3 separate regions of the Homo sapiens genome follow, and regions 2 and 3 are each linked to region 1. A link is a contact called in ENCODE Hi-C or POLR2A ChIA-PET data. All regions are on one chromosome and are shown on one strand. The core of a region is the stretch at or near the end of the contact, and the rest is flanking DNA. Distances in the headings are between cores, read along the strand shown. Region 1 overlaps PIEZO2 (piezo type mechanosensitive ion channel component 2). Region 2 overlaps PIEZO2 (piezo type mechanosensitive ion channel component 2). Region 3 overlaps PIEZO2 (piezo type mechanosensitive ion channel component 2).

Region 1 (4,609 bases), core at 981-3,480:
TCTTCTTTTCTTCCTGTAGATCAGGGTTACTATTTAGTGTGGTTTTCCTTCCTGAAGAACTTTTAGCATTCCTTTTGGCTGTAAATCCTTCTGGATTTTGTTTGTCTGAAAGTATATTTACATTTGCCTTCATTTTCAAAGGATAGTTTTGCTAGATACAGAAGTTTTGGTTGAAATTTTTTGCCACCCCCCTCAGTTCAGCATTCTTACCTGTCGTTCCAACATCTTCTGGTTTCCATTGTTTTCGATGATTTTAGTCATCAATTCTTTTCATTGTCCTCCCTTACTTAATGTATTCTTTTTCTCTGGCTTCTTTAAAAATTTTCTCTCCATCTTAAGACTTTCAGTAATTTGACTATACTGCATCTACGAGTGATTTTTTTCTTTGTGCTTATGATACTTAGGGCTTATTGACATCCTTAAATCTCTGGAAGAGCTGAGGACTGAGTGAAAGGCATATGAGGAACTTTCTGGGTAATGTAAATGTTCCAGATCCTGATTCTCGTGGTGGAACCCTATATGCATACATTTGCTAAAACTCATTGAATTGTACACTGAAGATCTATGCATTTTGATTTCTTTAACCTATATTTTATGCTAGAAAAGAGACTTAAAGCATTTACGTTAACAAATGTTACTTTATGAAAGCTATATTTATTAACTTTCCTTAAGTGAGTCTGTTATGACTAAATCTGGGAATTCAATTCATCATTGTTTTTGAGAATACTTTTTAAATCTCAGCACACATTTTCATCTTCTAAATGATAGAAGCCCTGGTACAAAAATACAGTTAGATAGAAGGAATAAAATCTAGTGTTTGATAGCAAAATAAGGAGACTATAGTTAACAATAATTTATTGTATACCTCAAAATAAATAGAGGAGTAGTTTTGAAATGTTCCCAATTCAAAGAATTAATAAATGTTTGATGTGATAGATATCCCAGTTACCCTGATTTGATCATTACACATTGTATGCTGGCTTCAAAATATCACGTGCTTGATAAAAATGTCAAACTATTATGTACCCATGATAATTAAAAATAAAAAATATATAGGTAATATAATGAAAAGGATACTTTAAGATCATTTTTTAGACTACTAGGGAATAATTTTTTTACTAAGAACATACTTCATAGTCAAATAATAGATAAGACAGAAAGGGATGCACCTGAAGATTCATATACCAAAGAAGGAAGGAAGAGGAAGAGCATGAGGGAGGGAGGCAGGGGAGGAGGAAAGAAAGGAAAGAATGGACTGAATAGACTTGAAGATGATGGGAAGGAGGGATTTGTAGCCTTGGGCTGGCTGCTGTGTTTCATAGCAGATGCGGGAGGGTAAATGGAAAGCTAATAGACCAATACGAGGTAAAGTTTGGATCTCCATAAATTTAACTCTGAGGAGGCAAAGAGTGCTTGTTCCCTTCTTTGCCATATACTAATGTTCTGCTTCCTTCAGCCTTTTGCCCCCATGAAAGCTAAAGATTTTACATTGTGTTCCCTAAGATCTTAAGCCACAAGGCTGTGCTGATTAACATATGACTTATGAGCTTCACCTGATATATTTCATTCATTCGTTCAGTTATTCAATCAATATTTATTGTATGCTGCCTGCCAAGCCCTTTTCTTTGCATTGGGAATTCAGTGGTAACAAAGCAAGACAAACAGAATCCTTGCACCTGTGAAACTTACATTTGAGAAAGTAAGCAATTAAAAAAAGATAATTACAAGTAGTGAAGTGGTGAAGTGTACAAAACAGGGTACTGTGATAAAAAGCAGTTGGGGAGATGGTTCGCATTTTAGCTTGGATGACCGGGGGTCTTCCTGAGAGGTCCAAATCTGTTCCAAGACCTGAGCCAAGGGAAAGAGACAGGCATGTAAGATCCAACGAGAGAAATGGAATTGTCTTCTTGCCAGTTTATAGATAAATGAAAAAATATCATTATAGCAATGAAGACAAATTCATAAGAAGGTTTGTTTCCTAAAATGTGATGGAACGAGAAGTGGAGGATAATCTCAGCCTTTTACTGGAGACTCCCTTTGTAGATGAGTCACTGCTCTTTGCGTGTACATACAAACAACACACAGAAGGCCATGCAGGCTGACAGCTGCCTGGCCTGGCTTCCAGGGCATGAAAGCACAGTTCAGGGTTAAGGAGAATAAACACAGCAGGTCACAAGGCAGTTAGTCATAGTAACCTGGTGTGTGTTCTTTGTGGGAAAAACAAGAAGATAACAGCACAAAAAGTCCCTCCTCCCGGCCAGCTAAGCTGGGCCTCTCACGCCACTGGGAATGCATGAGTGAAGGAGCTTGAGGAAGATGGGAAGCAGGCTGAAGCACATTAGCAGTCGCTAATCTACACCTGTCTGTTATGAGCACCCTCTCAGGTGTGTAATGACGCCCCCAGCATCCCTGATACCGCTCCTTGATCAAGGCTCTGAACCTCAATCTGCGTGAACTAGAGGCAGTAAGTCCTTTCTGTAACTGTTCATGCCTGATACTCAATACATGTTAAGCTAAACTACATTTCTTCCAAAGATATGTGAAAGGAAAAAAATAAAAGACAAACGCAAAGTTATATTGGGCACAAGAGAATGAAGTGTAGCATGGTGGGAACTTTGTATCAGGGTCAAATTTATTATTTTCCTAAAGGAATTGCAGGATAACTCTGTACAGGAGACATCTCTAGGTAATTGCTGGAAGAATGCTCCACAGGGAAGAAGCCTGATGTGAAGGGGAATGGACTCAATAGCCTAATTGTTTTTCCCCCATTCATTACCATTTGTAGGTCCCTTGGGACAGAATTTGGCACACTGGCTGAATAAAATAACAAGAAGTCTGAGGACTTCTTGTTGGCTTGAAGTGGAATGTTCTTGCCAACATATATTGAAATCATCACATAGGGATCACCTTTTTTCATTATTGTGATTTGCATTTATTATGATAGCCTCTCAGTCAATATTTAATGGCACATCTTATGTGCAAAGCCCCATGCTAGACACTCAGGAGTGTCCAGAGGGGCATGGCACTTGTCTCCTGCTCTCAAGAAGCTTACAGTCTGGTCACAGTAGGAAACGCACAAATCAATTATCTGAAACATATGGAAATGACTTCTCTGACAAAACTGCATTTTGTTGAATGTCATGACAATTCACTTTAGGAAATTACACATTTTTGTAGGATGCTTTTTTCCTCCTTTGAACAATAGATTATCAAGAGCACTGAAGTTCTCAGCAAGGAGATCCATTGGCCTCAACATTTCTTCACAAAAGAATCTCCCTTCTGATTTTGACAGCTTCATCAACAAAGCAGCCATTTCTTGTATATTATTGGTTTATTTTGCGTTTTCTCCCTTCCTTATCCGTTCTAAACTAACTCCCTAAGGCAACTGGGTGGAGAGCAACTGTGTGAACATTAAACCATACTTTTCATGTTCTGAATCATCAAACAAATTACTCATACCTTTTCTTCCCACATGGCTACTCCCTGAGATAGATGGGTTGATATGTAGTCCTTTGAAAGAAATATGGGGCGGGGGCTGTGGGGGCAGCAATTCAGTCTGAGAAACGTGTGAAATCCCAGAATCAGAGATGGAGTAGGGCCAAGCCCCCAATCTGGAAATTTGGAAGTTGTGTCTGGTAAATATCTACATTAATTCCTCTCTCTTCTGTTCCTCTCTGAAGTCTGCAGTATTTCCATCCAGGGGGACTCAGGAATGGTACACCTGGACCCCCTCACAGTCCTCAGGGGTGTCACTACTCACACCTCTAACCCATGTGCTTCTCATAGATCCCTGGGAACGAACAGGGCATGGGACAGGAAATTCCTGCAGAAAGAAAATGTCTGCAGTCAGGGAGTTTCTGCAGGCAGGCCCACACTTACTCCCTACCCCTTCTCAGGCCTTTGCAGAAAAACATGGAAACCATCATTTGTTTAGGGTCAGAGTTGTGGAAGGCATAACATGGGTTAGAAAACAAAGTAAAAGCAACAAAAATAGTGACTATTAACTCTCTTCCATTAGTCCTATTTAGCAGGTCCCTGAAAAATGTAGTTGAATATTGTTTTGTTCCAATGTCAATGAGGGGAAAAAATCACTTTGTTTCCAGGTCCACCCCCATGTGGAGTTTGCTTGTTCTCCCCAGGTCTGTGTGGGATTTTTCTAGGTACTCTGGTTTCCTCCCACGTCCCAGAGCTGGACATGTTAGGTAAATTGGTGTGTCCACATGGTCCCAGTCTGTGTGCTAGTATGTGAGTGTGCCCAAGATGGGACGGTGTACTGGCTAGGGCTGGTGCCCGCCTGATGCCCGCCTGGTGCCCTGAACTTCCAGGTTAAGCTCCAGCCCCCTGCAACCCTGAACTAGAATAAGTGGGTAAATTATTATCTGACTTGCTTTTATTAATCTTTCTTAAATGTATGTGTAGTTCACATTTATTTCAGGTGTTTAATATAGAAGTGTTTTGTCCTTATTTAGAAGTTTGGTGATGTTTTTGTGACCAGAAATATGCCTTAGGAATTTAACTCTTCTTTAGATCAACTCGACTATGGTTTAATTGTTTTTGCTATACATCGTTTTGCTTAAAGCCGCAGTTTCCAGGAGCCTACTGATGATAA
Region 2 (4,609 bases), core at 730-3,229, 55 kb after region 1:
ACACTTTACCAAAGAAGATATACAGATGATGAATAAACACATTAAAAGATGTTTAACATCACAGTCATTAGGTAAGTGCAAGTTAAAAACCGGAGATGACTACTATATACTTCTTAGAATGAAAAAAAGAAGGAAGGAAGGAGGGAGGGAGGGATGGAGGGAGGGATGAAAGGAAGGAAGGAAGGAAGGGAAGGCATTCCAAATGCTGAGGAAATATGGAGATGTAGAACACTTGGAATTCAAATACATTTCTGGCGGGAATGTACAATTATATAGACACTTTGAAAAATAATCTTCCAACATATTATAAATTTGACCATATACTTACTATTCAGTCCAGGAATCCCACTGGGTGATATTTCCTCCGGTGAAGTGAAAATTTGACTTTAAAATTTTAAGCAAATGTTTAAAGCAGGTTTATTCGTCATTGCCCCAACTGGAAGCAACTTCAATGTCTTTCAGCAAACTTGGTCCCTGGATGGACTACACAGGTCAACAATAGAAAGCAACAAACTATGGGTACATGCAAGAGCATCTCAATTCAGCATTATGTTAAGTGAATTCAGACAGTATCAGAATGCTACATACTATATGATTATATTTACAATAATTAGTGAAACTGTAAGGGTAGAAAGTGCATCATTGCTCACCATGGGGTGGAGGATCAGGGGAGTGGCTGACTACAATGACCATGGAGAATTTGGTGGGCTGATGGAACTTTACATTTTGACAGTAGTGGTAGTTAAATGACTGTATGGATTTGTAAGAAATTGAGAAATTATACATGCAAAAATTTTACTCTGTGTAACTTATAATCTAATAAGAAAAAAAATGATTTAAAAAGAGCCAGCGACCACAGTGGTAACACATTGGAATTTTCCTCTCACTGTTTCACTGTTTGTTTTGGGGGCTCTACTGAAGAGTAGAGAGATCAGAGCAGTAGATTCTGGTTTTGCTGTACCACTAAGCAGCCACAGGTTCTCAAGATCATGATGACTTTCCCCAAGAGCTATTGTGGAGGCCAAATCAGATAATGTTTCAGAGACAGTTTCACAATATAAGAAGCCCTATACTTGACAAAGTACAGTTATAATTATGTATAATATTTGGCAGTGATAAATTCTTCATAGCATTTTCCTGTTTCATATCTCATAATCATTCATTAATTTGGCAAATATTACTTGAATATTTTGGCACACTCTTGTCCCCAAAGTGTTCTAGCTCCAGGGAATGATAGATAAGTAAGCTACAGTCCACTGCCCTTGGGGAATTCAGAATCAAGGGTGACAGGTAGACTTATCAACAAGTCCTGTAATAACATATGATGAAGCTGGTACAGAGATAAATATGAGATAAAAAGAAGTGGTTCCCAAAAGAATGATTAAAGTTCTCCTCCAGGGGTGGACCTTGGAAAGTAATCCAAGAACTTGGAAAGTCTTAGATATCATTTATAGGAGTTTAGAATTTAACCTATAGGTGGAAGGGAGCCACTGAGGGTTTTAAGTAGTGGTGGCAACACAGCAGATGACGTTTTAGAAACATTATCTGGCAACGGTGTGAATTTTTGTGCACATACGTGTTGGGGTGTGGATATGCATGTGTGTGAGAAGGGATTTGGGCATTGGAGGCAGAAAGACAGGTCAGAGACTTGTCAAAGTTAAATAAAATATGTAGAGATGAATCCCTCAACTTAATCGTCAGATTTCATTTGGGATACAAGAATTGCAATTCGGGGAAGAGTCACAGACCAGATGGTCTTTGGTATGTCTGAGAAACAAAGAGAAGGTTTTATAAAGAAGGGAAATGTTATGTATTGTCTTGTGAGAAAGTTCTTTGGTATTAGTAAAGTTTTGGAAAGCTGGAAAGCTCTGATTGGTTACTGACAGCAGTGGGTAAAATTAGTCATAGAATTGCAGCAGGTGGTTGCAGCAAATATTAGATAAAACCAGTTTCGGGTTACAGCAGGTAGTTTCAGCACCTGGACTTGCAGAGAATTACATTTTTGGAGCAATGTTGTGTGCCCTGAGTGTTTTTTTCCCCCAGCTTCTCAGCTGTTTCAGTTGGGTATAACAAGAATGACCCAATTTGTATGATCGACTTTCACAGACTGTTGGGTGAAAAACAATGAGAATCCAAACTAAGGCAATTGCAGAGCGATTTTAGAAAAGGAGACTGCTTCAAGAAATATTTTGGGAGTAAAATCAGCGAGGCTTATTGTCTAATTCCATGTTGAGGAATGGGAGACAGAAGCTAACTCAGTGGATGAAGATACCGTTTAAACAGTGTAAGGCCGGTACGAGGAAGCTCGGATTTGGTACAGAAGAGGGAAGAGGAGGAAGGGGAAGGGAAAATGTTTGACAGGTTTGTGTTTGAAATCCTGAGATCAATGTGTGTGTAAATGGATCTATGGTTTAGAAAAGAAATCTTAGAGACACAAAGTTGGGTGTTATCAGAATACTGGAAATAGATAAAGCCACATATACAATAACTTACTTTTCTCGTTCCCTAGTTGGAAGAAATAACCAAAGACACAAGTAATATTCACCCGGTGATCAGATATCACAGTGAAATGACAAAGTATCATGCCTTAGTTTTTGCGAGTGTAGATTTTGTTCAGTCCTTGTCTTCCATTCTGTCCTTCAAGCATGTGTTTTGTTGTGTTTTTGAGTCTCCCTCTTCCACTAGATTGTGAACTATTTCAGAGAGGCTTATTTCTTTCTTACCTTCAGCTTTAAGCCTCGTGCCTGGCACACAGCAGACACTCAAGTTTTTAAGTGATGTGACGACTGGTGATTATCTATTGACTTTCCCCCGTCTCGTTACATAGAGCATACTAATTTGCAAATGAAAAAAGTGGGCTTATCTATGCTAACCCCTTGGCTGGAGTTAAACTATAATTCATAATTTATTTTCAATATTAACCCTCATTAAAATATATAGGGTACTGCCAACATTTTTAGAAACTCTTACCAAATGTAAATCGAGTTCAACACCTGGTTCATTCATTTTTTAAAAGTAATATTGTTTTTCTTTGTTTTCATAAGATTTAAAACAAACCATCATTACTGCCTCAATCTTATTCACCCAGTGTTTTTTGGTGAAGTATTTGAAATGTATTGCTGTCTTTCAAGGACACTATTAGAAGGCCTTCTGAGCCAGAGGAGGCTGCCTTCTGCTTATCGGTCTTGTTATCAGTGACAGTCATTGTGGAGGATGTAAGTTGAGAAATAGGAGAGGCATCACTTTGACCACAACTGTGTGTCAGTCTCCTGAATGATTTTCCCTCCTGTTTTGAAGTATCTGATAATGACTTCTTAGAGGGTCTGGAAAGAAAACACCTTCTCTCTGCATTTCCCTTAGATACTCTGCATAAGCTGGCCTTGTATGAATGCAATAATTTTCCAACCAATTGTGGCTGGTGTCACAACCAATTCAATGCACTTCTGAGATTGTTTATCCAGATGGAATAGAAAAATGTGGTGCAGGGCTGCTGCATGGGACCCGGGAGCCAGAATGGCTGACTTTTACCCTGACCTCACTTTGTGCTTGTAGACAGAGTGGGAATCCAGGTTCTTGGAGCTCTCCTGTCACCCCTGGGCTAGAGAACAAAGCCCTTGGAGGATGCCTACGAAGAATGTTGAGAACAAGTGCGATCTTTAGCCCAACCTCTTTTTTAAAAGCATTATTTGAGCATGTTCAGGTTGCTTTAATATAATTTGTTTGATTGTTCTTGTTTTTGTAGGGTGTATTGCATTGATTATGTGAAGGGCAAATGTACATAGACTCATCACTCATATCCTGCATTAGTATTGATTTAGACTGCTACAAACTGGCAGGAAATGAGAAAAAAATGTTTCCTACTTCTCAGTCATAAGCCAATTAAAAAATTCAAAATGTATACAATTACTTCCTCGGAAATTTTATCTCAGAATAGATATAACTACAATTTCTACTAACCAACAAATGACCATTTCTGTATGATGAATACTCAGGGTTCTAATATTCAGCCTTCTTTTAAGGACTTTCTAATTTTGCATTGAGATGGACACATTTCATCTATTATTCAGGAGCAGAGAAAACATGCTTTCATAAAAGCAACCTGTTTACAAAAGGCTGGCTGTTATAAACAGGCCGTAACACCCTCACATATATTGTTATGAAAGTGAAGGTATGCATCTGTATGTATCTATACAAAACACACCATTTAATGTATTTGTGTATTTGTATTTCTGTAACATACACACATTATAAAATCAATCTAAGGTCAAATTCTCCATCATAAGTGTGAGTTGACAGAGAGGATCATATCTTTGTAAAATATTATGAAATTATATGGCAGTTTGGAAAAAGAATCAACGGTGGTTTTGTATCTGCTTCCAGACATTTCCCCCTCTGCAAGCTTAAATTTGCACACAGTACCCCACAGCACTCGAGCGCGTATCTCTATCGCCAAAGTGATTTCTATCATGTCCTAACCTCATTAGTGAACACACTCACAGACTCTCAACACCCATTCTAATCAAGAAGCAAGAAAACAAAATGCATCAATCTTAAAACATCATCAATGCAACAAATTAAGCACAAGGTCAAATTTCATTAGGGTTATTTG
Region 3 (4,609 bases), core at 874-3,373, 35 kb before region 1:
GCAAAAGTTGATCTACTCTACCAAGTGTTCATTTATACAGACATCATACGTTAACAACAAAACATACTAGAAATTTGATCAGGCTGGGATTATGGTTAGCCAATTAGACTTGTATCTGGAGTACCCCTCCTTTCTATGGCCAAACAATTTTTTTGGATAATATATTTTTGTCTTTAGAACCAAATTACTGATAAAACCAATAATTATCCTCAGATTCTTCTTTGAAGAAGTATTTTCTGTATCTCATTTAACCATAAATTTAATTCAACTTGGAAGGTTGATTAGCATCCCTGAATTATTTTATTAGCTTGAGTTACATACTGACATTTTACAATCTACTTAATGTGCTATGGATTTTATTTCTGGCATTTCTTTTCCTGCCCCCCAAAGGTGTATGACATCTGAGCAAATCTGAGACCAAGCATGCCCATCTGGTGACAATGACGATTGCCTTTCTAATGGGTAGCCTCCTCTCAGGCACTGAGATGCAGTAGCATGTAGGATGGAAAGAGTCCACATCTGTGGACAGGTCACCCTGTTCTCTAACCTCAGCTTTCCACCCTGCCTCCCACCACAGCGAGTCTAGCTCAGACAGCATTATCTCAGGGCATCATTGTTTTGCAGACAAGAAACCGACACTGGTCACTGGTGATGTTTATTCATTCACTGTTTTGATTGATGAAGTAGTCAAACTTCCTCTTCCCACACTAGCTATCTAAAATGTGGCCACACAAGGGTCAGAGAGGACTGTGTGTATGAAGTGCACATGGCCATCCCCAGCCTGCAGGCCTGCGTGGGTGGGGTGGGATCTGACCCTGTGTGACTGAGCTGTGACAGCTGCTCCTGGCTCCTCATAGCAGCCCTCCTCCTGAGACTGTGGGGACGAGGGCTAGATCTCAGATCCAGGGTCTGTCCTCTGAGAAGTCATCTTTACAGGCGGATTTCTTAGTGTTTTTCATTGGCAGAGGCAGGCTTTTCCTTGTGTGACCTCAATGAAAGTATATTTGATCATCCTTAGAGGAGATGACTAGAAGGTACTCCATATTGTCTCTCCCCAGAACACTGCTGAGAGGCAGCATTTTTACCAGAGAGATGATTTGGCCTTCAGCAAGTAATCTGAAATAGAAATGATGGATAGAAGACGCTAGCCAACCAGGAGCTCAGAGAAGATGGTCATCTAGACAGAGATACCTGGGGCATGGCAGTCATGGAGAAGAGTCACTGTCACTCTTTCTGCTCAGTCCTAGAGATAGTTTTCAATGCCACTGCATTTTGCCCTAAGTGGTAATATAGATACTGAATGAATGGATGTTACTCTGCTGGAGATTTCAATAAAGAGGTAGTAAGTAGGTTCCTTGTTGGGTTTTACTCAATTTTCCAAATTTGTATAGCATTTACATTCATTTACATTTTTATAAGTTGTCGTTAAGCAGCAATAGTTTGTATTTTTTTTACATTAAGAAGAACCATACAAATTGACATCGTAGAAAAATGATGAAAAAATGTAGTGTAAACACAAAAGACCACAGATGTGGAGAGATAATATGGTAAAATAAACAATGAGTAACATCATGATGTCCTTCAGTTCCAGCTATTTAGTATAAAAACCCACTGACCTTTACAAACAATGAAAGTGACTGTGTGGAGTACAGGATGGATTCTATAGGGCTGTTTTTGCTTTGAAATCATGCCTTTGTCTATTCATGAACTCGAGGCTGAACTTCCAAGGCCACTCTTTCCTCCAATCTGCACAGACTTTCACAGCTTCTGAGCTCGGTGTTTAATTTCTCTTTCTCTTTATCCTTAGGGCTCTTGATTAAATTTGGGAACTTGTGAATTATGTAGTCCCATCTACTTAGCAGCTGGAGGGCAGCTTCTCTGAACTTTGAATTTTGCATATTTTGCAGATATTAATACATGACTGTTTAGGGTTCCCTGGCAGATTATTCCAAAAACTTTTGGGCAGTGATGAGAACAGTTTAATTTGAAGACAAACCATTTCATAGTTCGGGTTTTAGAATTCGTCTTTTCTCCCACCTGCCTTGGACTGTCCGTTTTCAGAGGATGCCCTAACTTTCCAGGTTGTGTGCCTGGTCTCACCCAGAGAAAGGGTTCTGCTTCCACCAGAGGGAGCTGTTTTGTAGAAAACAGTTCAATGTGGCATTTCAAGGACTTTCGGACCATTCCCACTCACCCCATTTAATTGGCCTCATTCCTAATTTTTCTAGAAAAATTAAAATAATTTTAACTGATCTTTTATTTTAAGTGTTATTTGAGGTTTGAATTGTGAAAAAGTAAGAATGTTTTTCAGAAAGGAGACTAATGGAATCCAACTTCATGAAAATCAAATTTATTGGGAAGAAAAGTGGCACTAAGAACTGACTTAATGTGAAACCAAAATACACTTTTTTCGCCCACATTGAGGATAATTATGGGGACGAGGACCAAAAGATAGGAGGAATGATTTCAGAAAGAGACGTCTCTACTCTGGGTACAAATGCACCTAATATGCAGGTACATAGATCATATTAGAATATGTATTTTCTATATGAATGATACAATCCTGAAAATTACGTAACATTCACATTCCCAGCCAAGTACTTCTGTGCTATTGTTCAAAAACAGCAACAAAACATCCCCTTATGTAGCTAATTTAATTATACCACAGAATTGCTTTACTTATCAATAGTGAAGATGACAGTTAAAACCCTGATTATGTTCTGATCAATTTAGTCATTACCTCCTCAACCTTTATTGGATATTTTCTTAGTTAGGACTTAAGATATAAAGAAAAATAAATAAAATAATGTCTCTAAACTCAAGGAGTTCAAAATTTAATTCTGAGGTTATATTTAGAAACAGTGCTAAAGGAGTAAGCGTAAGGTGTCAATAATAATAATAGAAGAAATAGCTAAAATGTATTGTTCTAAAAGGGAAGAGAATGGACTTCTTCTGGACTTGTTGAAGAGCAACTACTGAAAATTCTGATTTTGGTTTGACATAGCTGATATGAAGCCTTTTTTTTTTTTCAGATGGTATTTAGCCAACAAGAACTCTATGATTTTTGAGGCTTTTCCTGAAAAGTTAAAGCAGGTTCATGTCATCTGTAGAGGTGTATATTTGACTTTCTGGACTACAGTTTATCCAAGGCTGTTCCAACTTGTATAGCTCTCATTTAAAAAGCAGAGTCTGTGTGTCTATACGGGGTGGGGAGGGTTGGAGAGGTTAATGCAGTTGTATTTCCTTTTCGTAAGAATGCATCAGGAAGCTAAATCCTTGAAGGGATCTTAAAATATCAAGTATTTTAGCTTATTTTGCTAGTTTTTAATTCTGAGAGTGGTGATGAAAAGGGGAAGAAATTTTGTGTGTGTGTGTGTGTGTGTGTGTGTGCCTATTTAAAATAGATTCAACTTAAGAAGTGAAGTTATATAGGTTAATAGGATGACATATATAATCATCCAATCAACCAATAAAGATATAGGATAATATATGTCATCCCATTGACCTATATAACCTCACTTCTTAAGTTGGATCTATTACATGTGGATCATATATATATGTTAGTTATATGACACATATAGTTATATATATGTCAGTTAGAGGAGAGTGAGAAAGGAGTATTCAGGATATTTGCTTGAATGTTTGACAGGAGAGCACCACTGTTCTGTGACGTAAAACCAGAAAATGGAGCATAATAAAAACATTCGCCAAAGCAGGCTAGTTTAAGAAGAAATCTGTTCAAACGATGTCTCTAATATCTTGGAGCCTGCAATAGCTTTTTTCCGCCCTTTCTGCCTATAGAATGTTCCATTTGTCTGTTTTTCCCCTTTCTGCCTACAGAATGTTCCATTTGTCTGCAAAATTAAAGTCAATGCATGTGTGTTATCTTCTGCAAAGAGTGTGCTGCTGTCACCCAATCGCTTGTTGAGCCCAGCATTGCGGGAGGGATTTTATGCATGCAGACCATGCTAATGAATTTCTATGTATTACTTTAAGCTATAGAGGTTGTATTCGTTCTGTTCTTTCCTTTCCCTTCCTTTCTGTTCCCTTTTGTTTTATTTTCAGCCTGGGATCTTACAGACTGCCTGAGCTTGGTTGTTAAGACTAATTTTGTGAATTAGACACATATCCTAAACAATATCTTTTGCCCAGTTATTTTGCGTAAGGATATATCAAACACCTATCCACCTATGTCTAGTCAAAGCTACAGTGGTTTCAAAATCATGATTCTTACTGTCTTCTTTTTTATCTTAAAGAGGTTGGAAACATTGGAAAATTCAAGCATAGCCCTTTATAGATTTTTTAAGTTTCATATGTTATCTAATTTGTGTCTCACCGTTATACCTATAGGTTGTATAGAGCTAATTTTATTTGTATGTATGCATGTATTATACATTTAATCAATGCAGAAATTGAAATGTTGAGAAGATACATAATTTACCCAAGAACACTTATTAAGCAAGTGGTAGGGCCAGTAGAGGAAGCCACGTTTCTGGGCTCTGATGGAATGCTCTTTCCTGACTACATGCTGCTCCTCAGCTGCACTGTGGGGTGTTCACAGGTCATAGATACATTCAGTCTTCATCCAGGGGTTTGCAGGAGGAGTACT

Evidence for each region. A loop is a pair of places that touch in the nucleus more often than their neighbours do. ChIA-PET counts read pairs that join two places held with the same protein, here RNA polymerase II (POLR2A). Pooled maps may share reads with other maps.
Region 2: a map of GM12878 shows a loop between it and region 1 (7-fold over the local background). The contact joins two enhancer-like sites. A Hi-C loop is called at or near these places in 4 of 168 maps with a recorded cell type or tissue (CD4-positive, alpha-beta T cell, GM12878, adrenal gland and 1 more), 6 of 37 single-sample maps with no recorded cell type and 4 of 50 pooled maps. POLR2A ChIA-PET finds 5 or more read pairs at or near these places in 2 of 52 experiments (GM10248 and GM12878).
Region 3: a loop to region 1 is called in a map of GM12878, with 2.1 times the contacts of the local background. The contact joins two enhancer-like sites. A Hi-C loop is called at or near these places in 3 of 168 maps with a recorded cell type or tissue (GM12878, MCF 10A and endothelial cell of umbilical vein), 1 of 37 single-sample maps with no recorded cell type and 1 of 50 pooled maps. POLR2A ChIA-PET finds 5 or more read pairs at or near these places in 3 of 52 experiments (HepG2, MCF 10A and OCI-LY7).

What each region holds. Positions count from the first base shown.
Region 1 is chr18:11,003,317-11,007,925 of GRCh38, reverse strand. All of the region lies in intron 2 of PIEZO2 (piezo type mechanosensitive ion channel component 2), which reads left to right. Among named protein-coding and RNA genes, the nearest start is that of PIEZO2, 140 kb to the left of the region's middle. RefSeq lists an enhancer at 1,982-2,471. Within about 2 kb of position 2,230, at least 7 of the 41 ENCODE cell types and tissues checked have a DNase peak (open chromatin) inside an H3K27ac peak, as active enhancers do; they include GM12878, where a contact is called at or near this core.
Region 2 is chr18:10,948,446-10,953,054 of GRCh38, reverse strand. The region is part of intron 3 of PIEZO2 (piezo type mechanosensitive ion channel component 2); the gene reads left to right. Among named protein-coding and RNA genes, the nearest start is that of MIR6788, 190 kb to the right of the region's middle. RefSeq lists enhancers at 908-1,057, 3,290-3,449. Within about 2 kb of position 1,979, at least 3 of the 41 ENCODE cell types and tissues checked have a DNase peak (open chromatin) inside an H3K27ac peak, as active enhancers do; they include GM12878, where a contact is called at or near this core.
Region 3 is chr18:11,038,530-11,043,138 of GRCh38, reverse strand. The region is part of intron 2 of PIEZO2 (piezo type mechanosensitive ion channel component 2); the gene reads left to right. Among named protein-coding and RNA genes, the nearest start is that of PIEZO2, 110 kb to the left of the region's middle. Within about 2 kb of position 2,123, at least 3 of the 41 ENCODE cell types and tissues checked have a DNase peak (open chromatin) inside an H3K27ac peak, as active enhancers do; they include GM12878, where a contact is called at or near this core.